3 separate regions of the Mus musculus genome follow, and all the other regions are linked to region 3. A link is a loop called in an ENCODE intact Hi-C map of the cell type or tissue named here. Cell type or tissue: heart. All regions are shown on one strand.

The links. Hi-C counts contacts between places; a loop is a spot of excess contacts. Peaks named below come from ENCODE experiments on the same cell type or tissue, not always from the same donor. Only the 100,000 strongest peaks of a DNase experiment are listed, where the experiment ranks them.
Region 1: a loop joins it to region 3, with 2.6 times the contacts of the local background. A loop is called at or near these places in 5 of 42 quality-filtered maps.
Region 2: a loop joins it to region 3, with 3.0 times the contacts of the local background. A loop is called at or near these places in 2 of 42 quality-filtered maps.

Annotation. Positions count from the first base shown.
Region 1 is chr1:52,230,112-52,238,111 of GRCm38, reverse strand. Gls (glutaminase) reads left to right here and starts at 4,880. Exons shown (of 18, transcript NM_001081081.2): 1 at 4,880-5,520. The coding sequence starts at 5,120. In heart, no CTCF peak of the experiment used is centred here; DNase peaks (open chromatin) are centred at 4,771 and 5,601; H3K4me3 peaks cover 3,135 bases; H3K27ac peaks cover 2,588 bases.
Region 2 is chr1:52,743,895-52,751,894 of GRCm38, reverse strand. No RefSeq gene overlaps it. Among named protein-coding and RNA genes, the nearest start is that of Mfsd6, 21 kb to the right of the region's middle. In heart, a CTCF peak has its summit at 3,425 (motif pointing right); no DNase peak of the experiment used is centred here.
Region 3 is chr1:52,142,237-52,150,236 of GRCm38, reverse strand. It overlaps Stat1 (signal transducer and activator of transcription 1), which reads right to left. Exons shown (of 25, transcript NM_009283.4): 12 at 7,277-7,336; 13 at 6,122-6,151; 14 at 5,940-6,033; 15 at 5,046-5,087; 16 at 2,860-2,943; 17 at 2,238-2,336; 18 at 1,199-1,334. Among named protein-coding and RNA genes, the nearest start is that of Stat1, 27 kb to the right of the region's middle. In heart, CTCF peaks have their summits at 2,646 (motif pointing left) and 3,490 (motif pointing left); a DNase peak (open chromatin) is centred at 116; H3K27ac peaks cover 3,057 bases.

The sequences.
Region 1 (8,000 bases), 88 kb before region 3:
TGCTAGGCCCCGGCTTAGTCTCACAAGAGACAGCTACATCTGGGTCCTTTCAATAAAATCTTGCTAGTGTATGCAATGGTGTCAGCGTTTGGATGCTGATTATGGGGTGGATCCCTGGATATGGCAGTCTCTACATGGTCCATCCTTTCATCTCAGCTCCAAACTTTGTCTCTGTAACTCCTTCCATGGGTGTTTTGTTCCCAATTCTAAGGAGGGGCATAGTGTCCACACTTCAGTCTTCATTTTTCTTGAGTTTCATGTGTTTAGCAAATTGTATCTTATATCTTGGGTATCCTAGGTTTTGGGCTAATATCCACTTATCAGTGAGTACATATTGTGTGAGTTCCTTTGTGAATGTGTTACCTCACTCAGGATGATGCCCTCCAGGTCCATCCATTTGGCTAGGAATTTCATAAATTCATTCTTTTTAATAGCTGAGTAGTACTCCATTGTGTAGATGTACCACATTTTCTGTATCCATTCCTCTGTTGAGGGGCATCTGGGTTCTTTCCAGCTTCTGGCTATTATAAATAAGGCTGCTATGAACATAGTGGAGCATGTGTCCTTCTTACCAGTTGGGGCATCTTCTGGATATATGCCCAGGAGAGGTATTGCTGGATCCTCCGGTAGTACTATGTCCAATTTTCTGAGGAACCGCCAGACTGATTTCCAGAGTGGTTGTACAAGCCTGCAATCCCACCAACAATGGAGGAGTGTTCCTCTTTCTCCACATCCACGCCAGCATCTGCTGTCACCTGAATTTTTGATCTTAGCAATTCTGACTGGTGTGAGGTGGAATCTCAGGGTTGTTTTGATTTGCATTTCCCTGATGATTAAGGATGTTGAACATTTTTTCAGGTGCTTCTCTGCCATTCGGTATTCCTCAGGTGAGAATTCTTTGTTCAGTTCTGAGCCCCATTTTTTAATGGGGTTATTTGATTTTCTGAAGTCCACCTTCTTGAGTTCTTTATATATGTTGGATATTAGTCCCCTATCTGATTTAGGATAGGTAAAGATCCTTTCCCAATCTGTTGGTGGTCTCTTTGTCTTATTGACGGTGTCTTTTGCCTTGCAGAAACTTTGGAGTTTCATTAGGTCCCATTTGTCAATTCTCGATCTTACAGCACAAGCCATTGCTGTTCTGTTCAGGAATTTTTCCCCTGTGCCCATATCTTCAAGGCTTTCCCCCACTTTCTCCTCTATAAGTTTCAGTGTCTCTGGTTTTATGTGAAGTTCCTTGATCCACTTAGATTTGACCTTAGTACAAGGAGATAAGTATGGATCGATTCGCATTCTTCTACACGATAACAACCAGTTGTGCCAGCACCAATTGTTGAAAATGCTGTCTTTCTTCCACTGGATGGTTTTAGCTCCCTTGTCGAAGATCAAGTGACCATAGGTGTGTGGGTTCATTTCTGGGTCTTCAATTCTATTCCATTGGTCTACTTGTCTGTCTCTATACCAGTACCATGCAGTTTTTATCACAATTGCTCTGTAGTAAAGCTTTAGGTCAGGCATGGTGATTCCACCAGAGGTTCTTTTATCCTTGAGAAGAGTTTTTGCTATCCTAGGTTTTTGTTATTCCAGATGAATTTGCAAATTGCTCCTTCTAATTCGTTGAAGAATTGAGTTGGAATTTTGATGGGGATTGCATTGAATCTGTAGATTGCTTTTGGCAAGATAGCCATTTTTACAATGTTGATCCTGCCAATCCATGAGCATGGGAGATCTTTCCATCTTCTGAGATCTTCTTTAATTTCTTTCTTCAGAGACTTGAAGTTTTTATCATACAGATCTTTCACTTCCTTAGTTAGAGTCACGCCGAGATATTTTATATTATTTGTGACTATTGAGAAGGGTGTTGTTTCCCTAATTTCTTTCTCAGTCTGTTTATTCTTTGTGTAGAGAAAGGCCATTGACTTGTTTGAGTTTATTTTATATCCAGCTACTTCACCGAAGCTGTTTATCAGGTTTAGGAGTTCTCTGGTGGAATTTTTAGGGTCACTTATATATACTATCATATCATCTCAGCAGCGTTTTTCAACAAGGCTTATATAGGCCTGTAAAAGCAGGAAGTAGCAGTGGAAAGCTGTTTAAAGGTTTCCTGAGCCTTCTACACTTAAACTAGAATTTTAAACAAACCAAGATAAAGAGTGTCAGGAAGGTCTTTTCAACTTTAGTCTGAGGCAATGCTTCTCACCCTTCCTAATGCTGTGACCCTTTAATACAGTTCCTCACATTGTGGTGACCCCCCCACACATACACCATAAAGTTATTTTAATTGCAACTTCTTAACTATAATTTTGCTACTGTTATGAATCATAATGTTAAGTATCTGTTTTCTGAAGGTCCTAGGTGACCCTGTGAAAGGGTCACCCAAACCCCCAAAGGGGACATGACCCGTAGTTTGTGAGTCAGTGTTCTAAGAAGAGTGACTTTCTACTTTCCTCTTGGACAACTATCACTAAGCTCAATGTTTGTGGAAAAGAGGATGGGTAATGTATAGAGAGAGGGTATGTTACAATCTTGAGGCATTAGCTAGCCTTTCCTGGCCACGAAGAAGACAGATGCTCAGGGGCAAGCTCAGTAACATTCTTCAGCATATAGCAGAAGCAAAGTACACACATTCCAGTTCCACCCTTGGATGGTTACGTCAACAGGCCTGTGGAACTGCATCCTACTTAGCAAAGTAGAAGTTCAAGAGAGTCTCTGACGGCCTAACACGCAGAACATTTCTTCTTGCAGGTATTTCCTTAGATTATTATATGTGTATAAAGTATTTTGATACTGGTAGTTTGGATAACAGGTGATATGGTTAATTTTAATATAATGCAAACACAGTTTCCAAAGTTGTATGAATAAATATTGTTGAAGATAAAAATATCTAAGATTAGAAGAATCAAAGTTTCCTGCCATATTTCTATTCAGTTTGTAATAGTTTTGATTTGTTGTAGCTTTCTTGTTAGTTGTTTTATTATTACCTCAGATGTCCAACCTTGGTAAACTCAGGTCTTCCAAATGTTAGAAGTAACATTTGCCCTTTCTTATCAGTTCATTCTGAAAAGTAGAAACTCTAAAAATAGTCTACCAATGCATGTCTTTTCTTTACTTTTATCTTTTTCTTTTTCTATTCTTGTCTGTTTGCATGCATGCACATATGTGCAGCTCACTTTCCTCTGTGTGGAGGTCAGAGGTTCTAAAATTCACCAATTCAGCTAGCGTGACTAGCTCTGAGTCCTAGGGACTTGTCTCCACTCCAGGCATGGTTTGTAGGTAAGTGCCTGAGGTCGGACCTGCAGATCCTCATGCTTGAGCAGGGAGCCCTTCTACCCACTGAGTCATATCCTAAGTTCCTAATTGTTAAATATACTAGAAAGTGTTTAAACCTTTAATCATCAGAAGTCATTTCATTGAGCAATGGAAGAAACTAGGAAGAACTGGCATGAAAACGTTGACTGGATTGGTGAGTAGTCTGGATGGGGTTGAGAAAAAAGAGAAAAGAGGCAGTAAAAACAGATAACTAGTTTGTAAGAAACTGAACAACACTAAGGTTTGAAAGCAACCCATAAGTTAGAAAGACAAAGTTAGATATTATTAAGGGTAACATTTGCTATCTCTCCCCTAGAATGTATTGTTTTTCCTAAATATATAACTTTGATTCACTAATATTAATATTTTTGACAAACTAACCTTAAGCAATAATAAAAGCCACCCAAGTAATATAAAATTCTGGCTTTTTTTCCCCCCACAAGGTCATTTCCTTCACACTTTTTATTTTTATCTAAAGAGCAGGTTGAAAACAAAACAAAAACTTGAGCATGACAAGCCTGTAGGCACAGTCAGATTCTTTGGTTACTAATCTCGTTCAACATGTACAGATTGATTGGATTACTAAATCTGGTGAATTACATATCCTGCTAACTTTGGTGAATCTATGCATTTAAGCCTATCTGTTTCAGGAAATGGTTTAAAAAGCGGTTTTAGTCCTGAGTGGTATATGTGTGCAGACTCAGGAAACATATGATGCACACACATCTAAAAGGATACATGGATGAGGTGATGCTGTGCTGAAACAGTTTTGAGACATGGTATTCAGATGCTTCTATTTTAAAATGGCTTTTAAAATAGAAAAAGGATCTGCAGTATTTTGCTTTCAAGTCAACTGGTACTAATGAAATAATCGCCGTTCAAAAGATTTGGAGAAATCTTGTAGAAGATAGAAGAGATCCACCCTTACTCTGGCTTTTTCTCTATTCTTCGTTGTTCCTACGCTCAAACGTTCTAAATGTCTTAAGTTGCATAGCTGAAAGGATTTTGCTCATTTTTTCCAAAACATTTCGCTTCTGGGCAGTAGCCAACCATGGAAAGTTTTAAGCACATTTGGGAGAGGGATGAAGCTAGTCAGGGCGGCCTTGGCAGAACCGATGCCTTCAGAGGGGCGGACACATTCCCCTAACCGAGGGGGCGAGCAGTAGGTTTGGACCAGACGATCTGCCACCGCCAGCCTCCCTCCAGCCTTGGGCGGCCTGAACAGGCGCACTCCAGCTTCCTCAATAGCTGGAGGACGTGCTTCCCTGGAGCGCACCTGCCTGGTGAATGGCCAGACTCCGGAGCTACGGGTCCTCGCCCAGCTTGGCCTCAGGTGGCCCGAGGCAAGGGGGAAGAGCGGTCGGCGGGGCTGACACACGTCAGTCGTCCTTCTCCCCGCCCTCCAGGACCCAGCGGGACTGCGTACGGGCGCGGAGACAAATTTGACCGATTCTCTAGCCAATCAGAAGAGAGGTCGGCAGGCTGAGCCAATGGAAGAGCTTGCAGGGGGCAGGCCGTCAGCGTCCTCCCGCCCCCGGTTGGTGAGCCTGGTATGTCTCCAGCCCTCCCTTGAGCGTCAGTCTCAGTGCGGAGCTCGCGGCGGCCAGAGCAACTTCGGCTGGCTGCAGGCTGGGCGGCGGCGGCGGCGAGGGCGGCGGCGTTGGCGGCGGGAGCGGCGGAGCTGGGGCCACACCCCGTCCCGGACTTTTTCTCTTTCCAGTCCTCTCCCCGCCGTGCGGGACACGGTTCCGGGAGCAGAGCGGCCGCCCACGCCCCAAGCATCCTCATCTGACGAGCGGGCGCCGGCGGTATGATGCGGCTGCGAGGCTCGGCGATGCTACGGGAGCTGCTCTTAAGGCCGCCCGCCGCCGTCGGAGCCGTCCTGCGGCGCGCGCAGCCCCTCGGCACGCTGTGCCGGCGCCCCCGGGGCGGGAGCCGGCCGACCGCTGGCCTGGTGGCCGCTGCGCGACTCCACCCGTGGTGGGGCGGGGGCGGCCGCGCGAAGGGCCCCGGCGCGGGCGGCCTGTCCAGTTCGCCCTCGGAGATCCTACAGGAGCTGGGGAAGGGGGGTACGCCGCCACAGCAGCAGCAGCAGCAGCAGCAGCAGCCAGGGGCGTCGCCACCCGCAGCCCCGGGCCCCAAGGACAGCCCGGGGGAGACCGACGCGTTCGGCAACAGCGAGGGCAAGGAGATGGTGGCCGCGGGCGACAAGTGAGTTGCGTGGGTGAGGCTGAGGGGAGGGGTCGGGCCCTGGGCGGTGGGCGGTGGCGGTGCGGCTTAGCAACGGAGGTTCGCGGAAGAGAAAGAAAGCGATGCCAGGCGGCCTGCGACGGCTGTGCCATGTGATTAGGCCCGGCCCCGCCCGCGCCCCTCGCCTGCTCCCACTTCCCCTCCGTGGCCGGCGCGAGTCGCCCCGGGGTGACGGGTGAGCGCCGGGAGGGTCTTGCCTGCTGAAGCCCCTGCCGGGCAGAGGCTGCTGTCCGGCCGCGCCGCGTGCTCAGCGCCCCGGCTCTGCGAGGGTGATGCCACGCGAACCTCCATCTCTCCCGAGTGACATTGAGGAGTCGGGCGTAGAGCGGAGCTTCTACCTTCCCGATTCACCTTTTTGCCAGGCCGCAGTTCCCCCATTCTGTAAGCCTCCACCACCATCCCACTGGATGCCAGATGTGGCCTTGGGTTCTTAATCCTCCTGAGGTGGATCGTTTTGGCGTGCGTAGAGCCATCTGGGCCACCGGAAATAATGCTTCAGAAATGAGATTAGGCGGAATAGGGACATGTGGCCTAGAGGACGAGGAACGCAGCATGGACCACCTGTTCCTATCGGGACCAGTGATGGCTTGTCTGATGTCTTCTGTGCGGTGGACAGATTTTTAAAGGATAAAATTGTTTTAAAAGCACAAAAATAAGGTGACATAAAATACACAAAATCTAAGTAGTTTTAGGGACTTGATTGTGATAGGATGTTGACTCATTGTGTATATAGGGTGGGAATTTAGCCTAAGAGCAAAATTGAGTTTTCTTTGCTGAATGCTTTTGTGTAATATAGTTTCCCCAACTAGGTAAACACTGACTTTTAGGCTTTTTCTGTATCCTATTTTTCTGACTTTATACTGATATGGTGTATCCTGTTTTGCATTTTACTTCTCTTCCAGCTCTGCACAGTAGCTTAAGTCAAACTGAAAGTGTGAATTTTATGACTTCAATCTCAGGCCTGCTTAATGTTTCCTGTAATTGATGTGGGTACCTTCCTAAAACATTCCTGGTTATTTTCCCAGAGTGAAAATGTTATTTAAAACAAAATGAAACAACAACAAAAACCCTTAATAAGGAAAAAGGCACTTAATGATGGTATTCTGTGATAGTAGCTTTGTACCACAAACTACCTTGATGATCATGGGCACATTATTACATGTGTTGGATTAGATGACTCAAATCCCATTTAGTGTTTTTGTTTTGTTTTGCTTTTCAAGACAGGGTTTCTCTGTGAAGCCCTGGCTGCCCTGAAACTCACTCTGTAGACCAAGCTGGCCTCGAACTCAGGGATATGCCTGCCTCTGCCTCCCAAGTGCTGGGATTAATAAAGGCATGTGCAACCTCCTCCAGGCTTTGTTTTGTTTTCAAAACCTACACTTTGGTTACATTTGCACCTCTAATGTTTTAGAAAGTAGAAGATGTATTGTTTGTTTAGTCAAATACCTTACCTTCACCTTACCATCATTTGGTTTACACACATGCACAAACACATGTTTACTCTTAACAGTTAATATCCAGGTTGCAGGATGGGAGGGTACTTTCTATTAAAGTACCCTGGTTCGGGGGTGGGAGGGATTTTTGTTTTTGTTTTCCAAATTACTCTAGTGTCATTTTTAAAAAGAAAAAAAATCAGATAGGAAAATGAAGTTTTGTTTACCTAGAAGTTTCTGGTTTCATCGCCCTATTGGTATTAATAAATCATCTCAAAGCAATAATTTAGGAGTGCTATCTTGGCTAATGCTCCATCCTGTTCCCTCTCATCTTGCCCTGGGGAAGAACCCAGTTTAGGGAGGGAATTCCTCAAGAGTTGCTCAGATTCCTGGAGAGTGTTAGGTGCTAATAAGATAACTTTATTTACCTTAGTTAAGGGACTAGATGTGTGTGTATGTGTGTGCACACCAAAATTTAGATAACAACTAAACAGGTTCAGAAACAATTCAGAAAGGATGATAAGATAGTCCTGAGAGCTTTTAATCAAGGATTTGGTTCAAGCCACAACTGCCATGAATGTATGTAAAATGAAGATAGGAAGAAAGTATTATAACTTTGTTAAAGTTTCTGTTTGATGTGTTTTCCAGAAGTAAAGTTTCCCTCTTTTGAACGCTTTCATTTTCTGTGCATTTCTCTCACCAAGGCAAGGGGGTCAGCTCCTCTTAGATCCAGTTATCCCTTTCTAAATGGTCAGCCTCTAGAGCATGGACCTTCCTTAGTCAGCAGCACATAGGGCTGCCAGACTTCATAGTGTTACTAAGAAATGGCCATGTGAAAATTAAGAGTTGCTGCTTTATACAGTGGGCATGTGTTGAAAACTATATAGCTTTATTCACTAAATAACAATTTGTTCTTTTACTCTAAAAACCTGTTCTGGGTGTTGATATTTGAATTTCAGACTGTGTCAATTTTTATTTTTAGTTCCCAAAGAAAGTTTGTCTTGAAAT
Region 2 (8,000 bases), 600 kb before region 3:
AGGCTGAGCCAGGATGCTCATAGTTTTGCTACAGATACACACACACACACACACACACACACACGCACACACACACACACCTGCATGGTTTTGGTTTTGGTTTTTTTTCCTTTTTATTTGAGTGCAGGGTTGTTGTGTTTTTTTTTTGTTTTTTTGTTTTTGTCTTTTTTGTCTTACTCTCAAATTTACTTAAAAAATATTTCCTGTGTGATATGACCCTGGAGTCTGGGCTCTGTGGCACCAGCACTCTAAAGATTTTGTTTGCTTGTTTTTTTTTTTTTTCTGCTCATTCTCAAGCTACCTAGAATTCTGGCTCTACTCAAAGCTCTGTAATTCTAAATGATGTTTTTCTTTTCTCTAGATTATATTTGCTTTTGTGTTTTTGTTTTGTTTGTTACTGTATTTATCTTGTTTTGTTTTGTTTTGTTTTGTTTTGTTTTGACAGGGTTTCTCTGTGTAGTCCTAGCTATCCCGGAACTCACTCTTTAGACCAGACTGGTCTTGAACACAGAGACCTGCTTTCTTCTGTCCCCTTTAGTGCTGGCACTAAGGGTGGCACCACTGTCCTGCTTTAGATTATATTTACAATGCCCTGATCCTAAATAAGCTGAGTTAGATGAGTCTACATCATTAAGAACTTTATGATGTGTTTATAAAAAGATAGAGAAGGGGGATATATTCTATGGAGCTGTAGTCAGTCAGGTATGGAGGAAGAGGGGCCTCTGCAGGCCCATGCGGAATCATCACGTTCCCCTGAGGAACCAGCCACAGGACAGTATAGTATAGAGTATATTAAGGGCATGGGGAAGGGAGTTAAGAGGGTAGTAGAGACAGAGAAAGGCAGAGAGAGAGAGAGAGAGAGAGAGAGAGAGAGAGAGAGAGAGAGAAGAGAGAGAGAGAGAGGAAGAGGAAGAGGAAGAGGAAGAGGAAGAGGAAGAGGAAGAGGAAGAGGAAGAGGAAGAGGAGAGGAGAGGAGAGGCGAGGAGAGGAGAGGAGAGGAGAGGAGAAGAGAAGAGAAGAGAAGAGAAGAGAAGAGAAGAGAAGAAGAGGAGTAGAGGCCAGTCATGAGCATGGGGAGGGGAGGGAATGGGGAGAGGGCAGGAGCAGGAAGGGAAAAGTAAGAGCAAGAGAGCAAGGAGGGGGCAAGCAGCCTCTTTTATAGTAAGTTAGGCTTGCCTGACTGTTGCCAGGTAACTGTGGGGGCAAAGCTTAGACAGAATGCTAGCACTTTATCCCTTTCATTTCCTTTATAAATAAAATGTTTAATAAGCCAATCACCCCTGGACTGGCTTTGAGATCCATGTAGGTTTCACAAAGTTCCATACCCAGGCCACCAAGCTTGCTTTACTGCTCTGTGGTTGACATGTTGAAATTCTCTGAAAGTTTTACCTTCAGACAAGGCCATATGCATGATGGAGGGTTAAGTAGTTTTGAAACGATCCCTAACATTGCATGGTGACATATTTTGCTGTGATGAAAACACAAGGTATAGTCAGTGTCCCATGACAGTGTGACATGGCCCTCAACAGAACACAGATGTGAATTAGTGGCCTTGGCCACTGGGTTCCGAATCATATTCAAACCCCAGACACATCCAGAGCCACTGACAGAGCTTGAGTTGTGTGAGGTTGCCCTAAGGGCCTGAAAGCCACACTCTGAAGCCAGCTTACACATGGTTATTCCCTACCACCTGACCTTGCATAGTACCAGAGACCTTTGCCCCACACCTGCACAGGGTGCTTGTGTTGTGACAGAGCAAGCAGACTTTGGTCACTGGATACCAGACAGAATGAGAAGCCACCATGTGGCTCATGTTCTGCCCATCTCAAGGGAGACCTTTACTCATTGTTTTCCTGCTCTTTGAATGCTGGGGAAAAAATGGACTGAGCACAGGGTTCCCAGTGGAGGAGCTAGAGAAAGAACTCAAGGAGCTTGAAGGGGTTTGCAGCCCCATAGGAGGAACAACAATATGAACTAACCAGTACCCCCAGAGCTCACTGGGACTAAACCACCAACCAAGGAGTACACATGGAGGGACTCATGGCTCCAGCTGCATATATAGCAGAGTATGGCCTTGTGGAACATCAGTGAGAATAGAGGCCCTTGGTCCTGTGAAGGATCAATGCCCCACTATAGGGGAATGCCAGGACAGGGAAGCGGGAGTGGGTGGGTTAGTGAGTAGGTGGTGGGAGGATGGGATAAGGGTGTTTTCAGAGGGGAAATGAGGAAAGGAGAGAACACTTGAAATGTAAATAAAATACCTAGTACAAAATTTTAAAAAAGACAAATTTTTTAACTTACAAAATTATACTTTGATTTTCTCCTTTCTGTAATGAAGTAGAAGAGCTATACAGTATGTGTATATGCACAGATGCACATGTGTGTGTATGTATATATGTATGTGTGCTTGTGTGTGTGTTTTATCTCCTAGCTGTTTTATTCACAGTATCACAGCATCCATGATTTCAGGGGATCCTAGATGTCATGGCCACTGTGATTCAAAGCCAGCAGTTGACAAGTATATATTCATGACTAAGTATCATGGCCGGGTTTCACGGCATGCATGAAGAAGGCAATGGCACTCAGAAAAGATGTACAAGGAGGAAGGCTTACCACAGCCGGTATGATTTGTGTTATTTTCCTGTGTTGTCTAATCACTGATGCTGGAAAGGGTGACACGGAAAGAGGGAAGACAGGGCCACTTTGTTCCTCGTCTCCATGGTGCTTGCTCGCTGGTAAGCCCAAACATAGAGAAAAGTGATAGAATGTGTGGTTAGTAAGCACTGGAATAAACCCACTGGATTAGTATCCTGCACTGTTTGTTTATGGTGCTCTAGCAACAATGAAATACATAGCATGAACTGTGAAGATTGAATTAAGAAAAGCTGGGCATAATTACACGAGTCTTTAATCCCAGCTTGGGGTACAGAGGCAGGCACACCTCTGTGAATTCAAGGCCAGACTGGTTTACTTAGGAAGATCTTATCTCAAAAGAATAAAAAAAAAAAAAAAAAAGAGGGATTTTTGACGTTTTCACATATGTGTTAAACACATCTGCGTTGAAAACAGGTGTTAATGCAATATAAAGATGAGTGGCTAATATTCTTTACCCAGAATGAGGTTAAATATACTCCAAAAGAAAAGGAAATGGTTTTCCATTTGTACTTTAATGGCACCTGTCCCTGCTTTTGGAGTGATCCTCACCTCCAACCCATTTCTCCCTGTACTGTCCCCACAACGGCAATTATTTAGGTCTCAACACTCGATTTTCCACTTATGATCTTACTAGATGTTGTAATTATCTTCTAGTTCGTAGCCTGGCCCAAACCCAAGCCTCAGGGGAATTTAGGATTACTTCAACTGATAGTTCTTTTTAGATAGAGGAAACCTTGATGGTGTTTCAGGATTTACTGTAAAGCTCACACTGCCCACCAGGGGGCACTAACATTTTTTTGTGCAGGCTGATGCAGCTTAAAGACCAATTGTGGAAGTTCCTGACTCTGTTAACCACTTCCAATTGATTACTTTGTAATAACTAAGTTTTAAATGAATCACCTTCCTCAAAAGACCTCTCACTGTGTTTTAAACAAACTGCTTTCCTTAACTCATACCTTTTACTGAGTTTTAAGGTGTTTATTAAAACTCCTTTAAGATATGGAAACTATGGAGAAAAAAACAAAACAAAACAAAACAAAAAACAACATCCAGATTTGACTACTGCATAACACAGAGTTAATTTGTGGAGTTCTTTCTCCGTTGCATAAAGGAACAAGGATTTAAGCCACAGAGTAGAGGGGCCATTTGCAGGATATACTGACTAAGGACTGGAATACACAAGCAATAAAGATCTTTCACAATAAAGTCAACAGGAACAACAGAGAAGGCCAGGTGAAAAGGGCCTCTAAATCCTTGTAAAAGAAAATATTTAAATGATCAGTAAGTACATGAAAGTACTGGCTAGTTTTGTGTCAACTTGACACAGGCTGGAGTTATCACAGAGAAAGGAGCTTCAGTTGGGGAAATGCCTCCATGAGATCCAGCTGTAAGGCATTTTCTCAATTAGTGATCAAGGGGGGAGGTCCCCTTGTGGGTGGTGCCATCTCTGGGCTGGTAGTCTTGGTTCTATAAGAGAGCAGGCTGAGCAAGCCAGGGGAAGCAAGCCAGTAAGGAACATCCCTCCATGGCCTCTGCATCAGCTCCTGCTTCCTGACCTGCTTGAGTTCCAGTCCTGACTTCCTATAGTGATGAACAGCAGTATGGAAGTGTAAGCTGAATAAACCCTTTCCTCCTGAACTTGCTTCTTGGTCATGATGTTTTGTCCAGGAATAGAAATCCTGACTAAGACAGCAACCAATGTCACTAGTTATCAGAAAAGTGCACCAAACCCTCATAGAAACTAAAATTCTCTTGCAAGTCAGGTATGGTAGTCTGCACCTCTGCCCCTAGCATAGAAGAGGCAGAGGCAAAAGAATTCCTGTGAGTTCCAGCCTAACCTAGCTATAGAGTGAGTGCCAAGCCAGCCTGCCCACATAGTTTTAGGTGGAGCTTGTCTTATAGCCTAAATAAGTAAAATAAAGTTTATTTACACTCATGGTGGGAATATGGATTCGTGCAATTACTTTAGGAAAATGCTCATCAGTATTTAATAAAGTTGAATATATGCATATTCTATAACCTCTTTCTTAATACTTAACATGTGAATATATACCAAAAGATGTGTACTATTCACACCAGCCAACATCTGCAGCAGAGTGAGTAGATGCATTATGGTGTGCTGAGATGGAATGACATAGCATGGATGACTGATAATTTCAGAATGATAAATGAGAGCAACACACACAAGTACACACAGTACAAAACCTGGGGCTATAATTAAAGAGGGTTGGTTGTGAGCTGCCATGTGGGTGCTAGGACATGAACTCAGGTCCTCCAGAAGAGCAGCCAGTGCCCTTAACTTCCCAGCCATCTCTGGCTCCAGGAATGCAGGTATTCTTAGCTGAAGAAAGCAAGCAGGCCCAAGCCTGCACTACTATTCTGGTGCTAAGAATTACCACTCTTACTCCATTCAAGATTGTCAGAGTTCCCTATAGAACCAGTTCAAGATGTGGGATTATACAGCCTGGTCAGTCAGTCAGGATCTCTCCCTGTCTTCTCTCTTCCTACCTCTCCTCTTCTCACAAGCACTGGTTCAGTTACATAGTAATCTTAGTCAGCATCCCTAAGAGCCCAAGCTGCAGAGTCAGAGTAGTGTTAACAGCAAGGGGTTCTGGGCACCAGCAGCTTTCTCCCTCTACCCCAGTGGCAAATGTAAACTCTTCATAAAACCAGGTTCATGTATTTGACATAAATAGGTTTTATCTCACTTTAAAATGTCATAACAAAGCCAAGCCTGGTGACACGGACCTGTCGTCTCAGCTTCTTGGGAGGCCAGGGGTAGAAAAATTGCAAGATCAAAGCCAGCCTGGGCAGCTTAATGAGGTTTTGTCTCAAAATAAAACATTAAAGAGGCAGAGGGGTACTGAGGATATAGTTCCAGGGCAGTGTGATCATCTGGCCTAGATTCAACCTCCAGCCCTGCAAATTAAGAAAAAGGCATATGCTGATGAGTGTGCTCAAGGAATATGTGCGTGACCTGAATGCTTCTCTGTAACATTAAGTGTTAGAAGAAGAAGTTTAGGGTATGTATTGATAGAGAAGGTGTTCTAAGTGACATCACCAAGAGAAGATGGGGACTAAGAGCCCTCTTTCCTGAGTCCTTGCCAACATGGAGGACAAGTGGGCTGTGCCACCTGACCTGGATAAGGACTGGTGAGGCCAAGTGCTCAAACCCTTGCAATCTCAGGAATCTGAGAGCAACAGCAGTGGAGCTACGTGCTCCCTGTCTCTGTGAACCGGTAACCATGACACCCAACTGTGAGGACCATGTGCAACACCCGGAGTCCTTCCCCATGCAAAGAGAGCATCACAAACACTTTGAACATAGTCAATAGTAAACACTTACACACCAATCCCATCCCACTCCCCAAGGTTTATATAGTCCATGACTACATGGAGTAATGAAGCACACATGTTATTTCACCAAGAATCGTCTCAGAATTGCTGTCCTTACTGAGCTATAACACGTAGGGAAGACCTCTCTCCTGATGTACTCATCATTGGATCTTGGGCCTGCCTGGCCGGTGGGGCTCTCCTTGTCCACAGAGGCTCACATCAGCGTGGTGGCAGCTGATGGTGCAGCTGTTGTGGGACCCAGGATCCAGGCTACCTGCCTCACCCAGGCTGCCCAAACCTTTTAATTCCTCTTTTAAGAGCTGTAACACTCGTGGCATTCCCTGCCTGCCTGGAACCCTATGGAACCTATCTATCCCAGGCTCCACTTCACAGCTCACACCCCAGAGGGAAGGGGACAGGCTGCTGACTTCCTGACGCTGGTATTATCCTGCTGGTGTACTGGCAATATCCAGACACTCTGCAGAGAGGCAGTACACAGGACCACAGCAACACTTGATCATCACACACATACATATATGGCAGAGAAAGGCCAGCTCAGGGTTACATTTGATTGTTCTTTGAGTTGAGTCATATCCTACTGAATACTCCTCTGTTATCTGTAAGGAGGGATGCCCATGTATTCCTTAGATTGTACTATCTTGTTGTTCAGGACATATAAAACTTTAAAGGCCTATATGGTAGTATCACTTGCAAAAATTATGGAGAAGCAAGTTTGAACTCAATTCAAGAAGCTGCCAAGGGATTTGGGATATTCAACTATGGAAAGAATTCTCTTTGTCTTCTAACCACACCAATCTAGCAGCCATAGAGAAAGGGGAAACCCAGATGGTCTTTCTCGGGCTCCAGCCATCACAGCGACCTTTTATGGCGAATCATATTTTCTCTGTTGGCTTTTGTTTTTCAGGATCTAATTCATCTTTAAGTACAGCCGTCCATCACTCTAGCACCTATTGAAAAGTTTTTCCCTATGTTCATAGCAGCCTTATTTATAATAGCCAGAAGCTGGAAGGAACCCAGATGCCCCTCAACAGAGGAATGGATACAGAAGATGTGGTACATCTACACAATGGAGTACTACTCAGCTATTAAAAAGAATGAATTTATGAAATTCCTGGCCAAATGGATGGACCTGGAGGGCATCATCCTGAGTGAGGTAACACATTCACAAAGGAACTCACACAATATGTACTCACTGATAAGTGGATATTAGCCCAAAACCTAAGATACCCAAGATATAAGATACAATTTCCTAAACACATGAAACTCAAGAAAAATGAAGACTGAAGTGTGAACACTATGCCCCTCCTTAGAAGTGGGAGCAAAACACCCTTGGAAGGAGTTACAGAGACAAAGTTTGGAGCTGAGATAAAAGGATGGACCATGTAGACACTACCATATCCGGGGATCCATCCCATAATCAGCTTCCAAATGCTGACACCATTGCATACACTAGCAAGATTATGCTGAAAGGACCCTGATATAGCTGTCTCTTGTCAGAGTATGCCTGGACCTAGCAAGCATAGAAGTGGATGCTCACAGTCGGCTATTGGATGGATCACATGGCCCCCAATGAAGGAGCTAGAGAAAGTACCAAAGAAGCTAAAGGGATCTGCAACACTATAGGTGGAACAACATTATGAACTAACCAGTACCCCGGAGCTCTTGACTCTAGCTGCATATGCATCAAAAGATGGCCTAGTCGGCCATCACTGGAAAGAGAGGCCCATTGGACACGCAAACTTTATATGCCCCAGTACAGGGGAACGCCAGGGCCATAAAAGGGGAGTGGGTGGGTAGGGGAGAGGGGGTGGGTGGCTATGGGGGACTTTTGGTATAGCATTGCAAATGTAAATGAGCGAAATACCTAATAAAAAATGGAAAAAAAAAAAAAAAAAAAAAAAAAAAAAAGAAAAGTTTTTCCTTTCTCTATGGAATTGGCTTGGTGGCTGCTCTGGCTTGCTGTGTCTTGAGTATGTTCTAGATGGGTT
Region 3 (8,000 bases):
TGGAGGATTACTGAGATCGGATTATGAAAGCGCAGAGGAAGCTGACATCAAGCCAGCCATCTGGTGCCTCTTAGCTCCTTTCCCAGAGAGCAGGCAGAGCTCTATAAACCCCACCCCAGGACACGCCCTTCCAGGCTGATCTGACTTTGGCATGACCCCTGTCTCCCTGAAGGCTCTGTGGAGAAGCCACCCTTGTCTCTACCCAGCACCACTTCCCGCTGTTCCTCTGCCTACATGAAGTCCCTCCCCACCAAAAGCCCTGCAGAACAAATGTGCAGTTCCAAATAAGGCCGAGATCTCCGGTGGATTTTATAAGCTCACTGTACTTAGATATATCCCTCAGCCTTCTCACAAATTGGACAGTTGTTCAAACTGATACAAGCCATAAATATAATTAGCCATATGAATTAATGCAGCATGTGGTCTGAGCTGTGTTAAGTCCACTACTTTGTTTAAGGGAAACCACTGATACGCTACAACAAGCAGGGAAAAAAAAATCCTTGTATCTCACCAAATGTGGAATACAGAACAAGGTCTGAGACCCTTGTTAATGTGCACAAGTGAGTGAAGACCCTTCCAGGGACATTCAGTTAAGAAAGACCCACTTCGACTACCGTCTGCATCACCCTGCTACACAGACCGCAAACCTGGACAACGGTATTGATGGAATTTTAAAGACATGCTTCAGATATCCGGTTCATTGGCAGGTTGTCGGTGATAAGGGAGGCTTTGACTTTTCATTGTAGAAGATGAATAAGCCTTCTGACATTAGCCACTGAGAGAGAACTGTCTGCCACGGGCCAGATGCCTGATCAGACAAAACTGTGGCTCTGCCTCCTGCAACAAGGGCCCAGCCAGCACAAGATCCTGGGGTTTTTAAGCCCAGAACTTTATTATGTAAGGGACTTTCCTCTTTTACTTCTAAGGACGTTAAGAGCTCATCTTTCTCATCAATATCTTATTTCAGGCTCATAATTTAAGAATTTCTCTTTAAGATCCTGGCTCAGACATAAGAGAACAAGGGTCATTGTTCCTTTACCAGGACTCAATGGTGTTTTCAAAGCCTTGATCTCACTTGGCTACAACCAGCTGTAGTTAAAAACCAACTGATTTTTTTTAGCACTCTTGTACCTCTAAGCATCAGAATAAGGAATGACTGAAGGAGAAGGCTGACTTGTGGGTGCGTGTCCAACCATACCCAGCAGCTTCTCTCCCAGCATGCTCAGCTGGTCTGCGTTCAGACCTCTCTTGGTGACTGATGAAAACTGCCAACTCAACACCTCTGAGAGCTGGGACCACCACGCGCACGGGGGGTTCAGGAAGAAGGAGAGATTCTGCAGAGAAAACACCCAGAGGCTGGAGTTACAAAGGAGCCACCTGCCACAGACACAGCCTGCCCCAGAGCTCACTGCTGGTTTCTGTGACACACAGGCAGTCACAGCCGGGGATGAGAATCCTCAGAAATTAGCAGGTTCACGCTTGTGAGTCTATTTATTTATAACTCCAAAATCAATACTTGAGGCAAGTTTGTGGCCCCAGATTGATGTTCCTGGCTAAGATAGAACAAAACAACATCCTAGCTTTTTGTTGCAGCGCACAATTATCTTGGCCTCTCTGTTTTTCACATTTTTGTGATTTTTGTTATGACTTCATTGTTTAAAATGGCGCTAGGCATTGGGGGGGGACATCATGGAGAGAGTATAAGCTTCACTCAGGCACGTGGTATGGTGTAACAAGTCGCCAGACAGACTAGATAAGGTGCCTTTAAAAAGAAACACACTCACGTTACCTATACATGGGCTGCCAAGAATGCTGCGACTCAAGGGTTACAGAAGCTGAGCTCTAAATTTTCCCCTGGGAGCAATGATCCTGTATTTGATTAACCAGAGCTCCTGACTACTTTACAGAACACAGTATTTCCTAATGAGAACCAACGGACCAGTCTGCAGTGTCTTCCTGCTCTAAGAAAATGCATGTCCATTTAACAAGTGCATACATTTTAAAGCAAGCAACACAGAAGGACAGCCAGAAAAATAAAGCCATCGACTGCCTGAGTTGGAAAAATCACTGTTCCCGTGCCTGGCACATACGTGTGACTATTTTCCCATCACACAAGGTCCTCACTGGTGCCACGGGGCTTGGGACTATCTTCCCCAACATCTAGTGATGGGAGCAGGCAGCAGCAGCAGCAGCAGCAGCCTTGGTTAACCGTACTAAAGCACATGTGTTTTCCATACCCTGGGCTCTGTCACCAGCATGTTGTACCACAGGATAGACGCCCAGCCACTGGGGAGCTGGCTGACGTTGGAGATCACCACGACAGGAAGAGAGGTGGTCTGAAAGGGAACAAAGACCTTGGAATCATTTCAAGCTCCCTTCTAGTAGCTAAACACTCAACAGTGGCTAGCTAGCACAATCAGGACATTTCTTTTGCAAAATTTTAAGGTTAGTCCAACTCTCCAGCTTCCTAGATCATTAACGTCAACATAGTATTAGCTGGAAAAGACCACTTTGGGGAGAAGAGAGATGGTTCAGTAGTTAAGGGCACTGCCTGATCTTCCAGGGGCCCCAAGTTTGATTCCTAACACTCACATGGTGGCTTATAGCTGTCTGTAACTTGGGTCCCAGGGGATCTGATGCCCTCTTCCGGCCTCTGCAGGCACCACACATACATGTGGTGTACAGACATACATGCAGATAAAACATCCATACACAGAAAAGTTTTTAAATATTGATAATTTTAAAGGGATCCTATTTTTTAACAATTAGGTAAATAAGGCTGAAATAAAAACTGAAAAAATAAGCCTTTGTGGAAGTAAAGATAGCATGTTTTCTCCCTCAGGAAACTGTAACTCTTACCTCCAGGTCAATCACCAAGCCTGGCTGGCACAACTGGGTTTCAAAGCTAAGAGAGTGAAGTTCTTCGGTGACAATGAGAGGCCCCTTCCAAAACAAAAAGAAAAGAGCTCTCAAAACCCAAATAGGTTGTAGAGATCCTCAAACCAGCTGTGATCCAGAACTTGGACTTCAGAACTCAATAATACCCAGATTTTACTATCCCAAGCTTCCTGGTGTTCCCTCAAAGGCGTTTGTAATTATGGCAAGGATTATGTGTTCAGAGACAGAAACGCCAGTGGGAAAAGTGGCAACTACAAGTGGGTTTATCCACGAGCTATGACCCCTTGACCTCCAGCCATCTGCCGGCTCCCACAGACTGCACACCTGGCAGGGGCAGTGGAAGTGAGGGTGGGTCTTAATAGTCAGAGCCTCTCCTGAAAGTGCTAACCCACATATGTTTGATCCTAAGTGCTCTGGTTTGCTAGAAAGGGATAGTTTCAAAGTGACTTCCATACACAGCTCTTCTGTGTCACACCATCTTGGAACTATAGAGATAGCTGCTAGACCTAGAAGGTGACAAAGACTGCGAAGGAGGCGATGTCTGGGCTGCACAGACCAGCATTTGTCTTGTAGCTGCAGTGACCTCCAGTGGTCGTGAAATGGAACGTCAGCCAACAACGTGTGCTCCAAGGACAATTTCAAACCAACCCAGGCCCAGACTATCCCTCCGTTCATCTCTCATCCCCTTATTTTCTTACCCCCAAGTCCCCTCTCTCTGAGAAAGGGTTTCTCTATGTAACAGCCCTGGTTGTCCTGGAACTCTGTAGGCCAGGCTGGCCTTCAACTCAGAGATTCCCCTGCCTCTGCCTCCCAACTGCTGGGATTAAAGGCCTGCACTACCATGCCCAACCATTTCTCATTTTTCAGTCATCAAGAACATAACTTCTAAGGTCCAGGTTGTAAAAACAGGATCTATGACAAAGCAATGCTACGGTGTAGGGGATGCAATGGCAGGGAACCGTCGGCAACACTAGATCTTCAGACTCAGTCACCGTGCTGGCTAACTTCCTGTCAACCCGACACAAGCAAGAGTTATCCGAGAGGAGGGTACCTCAATTCAGGCAGTGCCCCTATAAGGTTCAGCTATATGGCATTTTCTTAATTGGTGATTGATGGGGAGGGCCCAGCCCACTGTGGGTGGCGGTGCCATCCCTGGACTGGGTTCTATAAGAGAGCAGGCTGAGCAAACTAGAGGAAGCAAGCCAGTAAGCAGCACCCCTCCGTAGCCTCTGCATCAGCTCCCATGGAGTGAAAATTCTGAAATTTTGGTTTCTTTTTAAAAAAAACACAGAAATATTCTGAGTATGTCTTCGTTTAAGCTCCAGGTAGGGGGACACGGGGCTGCTTGGGACTGTCCTCGGCAGCTGACTGACGTGCCTCATGCTATAGCAGAAGAAGCACAATTCTGCCAGCTAGAGATAGTTTCTGCAATCGTGTGACATTTGAAATTCTGGGAAGTTTCAGAGGATAAATAAATGCTAGGGCCCTGAGGAGCCTCGAATCCGCAGGAAGTAGTCTAACAATAACATCACTCCAACTTTCCAAGCCCGACTTTATTCTGGGATCTCTTTCCCTTCCTCTCTATCCTTTTTCTTCTCTCTCTCTTATCTAGTGTTAGGGGGTTGAAAGGGTGAGGTTTAAAAAGGGTGGAAGAAAGAAGAACCCACAAAGTAGCAAAAACCAGATGTCCTCCTGCCTCTATGTTCCTCCCTGCTTGAGTTTCTCTCCTGACTTCCTTCAGCAATGGACAATGTGGAAGTTAAGCCAAATAAACACTTTCCTCCCCATTTGCTTTTGTTCGCAGTGTTTCCTTGCAGCAGTGGAAACCCTAACCAAGGCAGTCACCTTCAGCCTCTCCAGCTCTTCTGTGCATTCTGGGGGAAACCATGCTAATGTCCGGGCCTTCATTTCTTTACCCAGGTGAACAATATGAAAGCCCACCACGCCCCGTCCGATTGGCTGTCTTTGTAGGGCCAATGAGACTGTGGGTTAAACTGCCTTTCAACCAGAAAGTACACAGGAGAGTGTTTTTTATCATCCCCACAGATACCCCGAGCCCTCTTCCACATCAGGTCCCAGGACGCTGATGCGTCCTCTCGGAACAGAACAGTTCTGTTAGGACCCGCTAGCCACCCAGAGATGCTCACCTCATTAGTTCTGTTCCCAGCGTTTTTCTGTTCCTTCAGTTGCTGTAAAAGAAGGAACCGAATGGCAGGTTAATCATTAGAGTTGATGTGTTTATTCACAGATCAGTTCCCAGTCATAACTAGAAAGAAAGGTGTGACAACCTCCTAGGAACAAGAGGGGGAAGTGCCTCTTCCTGAAGCCTGGCGAAGTGTGAGTAATCTGAGGGAGGGGACGCCCCAGAACCTAGGTCTGCTGCTCCTGCATGCAATGGGTGCCCAGCACCTTCAGCAGCGATTTCATGGCCCAGGCACACGAAACAGCTTCTGCAGTCTTCCAGCCTCTGCAGTCTTCCAGACCAGGCTCAGCACAGCAGGCTGACCTAGTCTCCTCGTTCAGATTTCAATCCTTGAGATTTAAAGGGCCAATCTGGACACGCTCAGATTTCCAAGCTGGACGGAGGCCCTCGCCTCACATGTCACTCCCGAGCTCTGAAATCTGTAGCTCACCAGCTGGTACCCAGCCCCAACACTGGGTTTATGGAGACCAGAGGAAAGTACCACCCTTCTACCCAATGGAACGAGGCCTCCTGCTCTTGCAGCATTCGTGGTCAAGCTGCTACACACTTGGAAGGCAGGAGAAGTGAGGACTGAAGTGGGGAATGGTTTCCTTAGAATGCTGCTGGAACCTCAGGGGCTGCTCGCAGAGGAGGCGGCAAGTGCTTATATAATTTATGCACATGCAAGTTTATAAAGCACTCTACTGAGGTCCGTACAGCCCCTGTCAAAACACACAGCCAGGAGACTCAGGAGATGAAGAAGGGACCAGCATCCCACCGTCGGGAAAGTATGGGGGTCAATCCTATAAGACTTCCAAAGGACCAGAGATGCATCAAGACATCAAACTGCTCTGCCTACCAGGTGTCGGAACTCAGCTGCCAGACTTCCGTTGGTGGATTCTTCCATGTTCATCACTTTTGTGTGCGTACCCAAGATGTTGAACTTCCGAAATCTATACAACGCAAGACACAAATCCTTAAAGTGCTTCAAACTACTAAACAAACAGGATAAGCAAAGTAGGGTGCAGATGCTATACCTACCCTTTAACTGTGTTTTTCTCGTTCACATCTCTGTAAAAAAATATGTAAATTTGAAGTAAGATTCAATAGATACAAAACAGATGCATATGATTACACAGTCATATAAATAAAAGAGAAAATGAATACATTGGCTGCGCCGGGGGAGGGGGGGAAACTCCCTGTGGTTTACGCTTCAACACACAGAAGACAGAGGCAGAAGACCATGAGTTCCAGGCCAGAGTGTGCTGCAGAGTAAGACTGGTCTCATAAATGCACATAAAGTATGTACAGAGTAATAGGGGCTCATCTACACTGTGGTCCCTGTCCCTTCAATCACTTGTTCCTTCCCACCCACGCCAATGAGATCAAGTAACACTGAATGTCATGGGTGGGAAGCCACCTGCCTGGCATTTCTCCCTCACACAGCCTGCTGCCAGCTCTACACTACAGGGGACTGTGAGGCATAAATGGCTAACAGGTGAAGGAGCTCAGGGAATTGCACGTCCCCTGTCTCAGCGCTAGTGACCCACAGACAGCAATGCTCTGTTGGCCCAGAAACGAGAGGACATCACAAAGCCACTAAGCTTTATCTCTTCCCCTGTCATCTGGAGTGATTTTGAGAAAAAATAACAAGATAGTGTTTTTCCCATTCTTTTTCCTTCAGTGCTGGCAACTAAACATAAGAGAATGCAGCAGGCTCCACTGGGCCTCACACCTACCCCTGTCGCTCCCCCTCACGCCTGCCCCAGATGTCTCTAACCTCACTCCAGGAACACCCTCCCTCTTGGCTACAGATGCACATGCCTGGATCTTTGAGTGTGTTGCACTAAGGGCATCTTCTCTGGGGATGGCCAGAGAGATGTAATGTGTGACGCCCAACTGCTTTAAGACTTGATGAAGGCAATCTCCTTTCCTCTGTTTGCTCTTTGGTTTATTCTAGTCTAGAGAGCACATGTTCTAGGCAAAGCTCCCAATCCTCAGAGAGAAGCCAGTTACCAACGTCTGCTAGGGTTGGCCCTGGGTAACCCATTAGGTGCCTCTCCTCACAGGCCATGGCCTCAGGACCTACAGTGCAGCCCTGGTCCTGGGAAGAATTTCCAGCCTGCTTATTTGACGGAGAGGTAAACAGAACTAGCATTTTAAATAGCTACTTAGATAAGATTACAGAAATCTTACTTGTCAAATGAGACTTTCACTTTCAAGTTATAGTTCAGCTCTTGCAATTTCACCAACAGTCTTGAAAGAAAAATAACAGTTGTTACCTTAACCAAAGCTATTGACTAAAATTTATTTATTATGCAAATTCCCCAACTGTGAACATTTATATAAACCACTCTCCCCACTTTTAGATTATGGTTGTTAAGATGAACTGACAAGTTTATATAGCTTTTTGGCTTTTAGAATCAGTTCCTAGCTGGCAATGCTGGGACAATTCTAACATTAAGCTCTAACAGAACACAGCACTGATTTTACACTCTAATCAGACATTAGTACAAACAGCTGCTTTTCTATATAACCCACCAACATAGTTTTAATCAAAATTTCCACTTCTGATCTATATGGGCAAAAAAAAAGTGAATATCACTCTTTACAAAACTTATATTTAATTCCCTGTGCTGTTGGGAGAAAATACAAAGCATCACCAAGAAATTAAATTACAACTACTACCCATAATCAGAAAACGGCAGGATGGCACCAGGGATGTAGAAAGAGTGTAGAAAGGACTCCATGTGCCTCTGCTCTGACAGCTAGAGACCTGGGGAGGAGCTTGGGGCCTCTGGTCAGGAGCAGGTGAGAGGAGTGGCCTTCCTCTTTCCTGTGCATTATGAACTCTAGACTCCACTGGTGTTTATGTGTGTCATAGGGCTGCCTGGCAGAGAAACAGTGTCCATGTACCCAC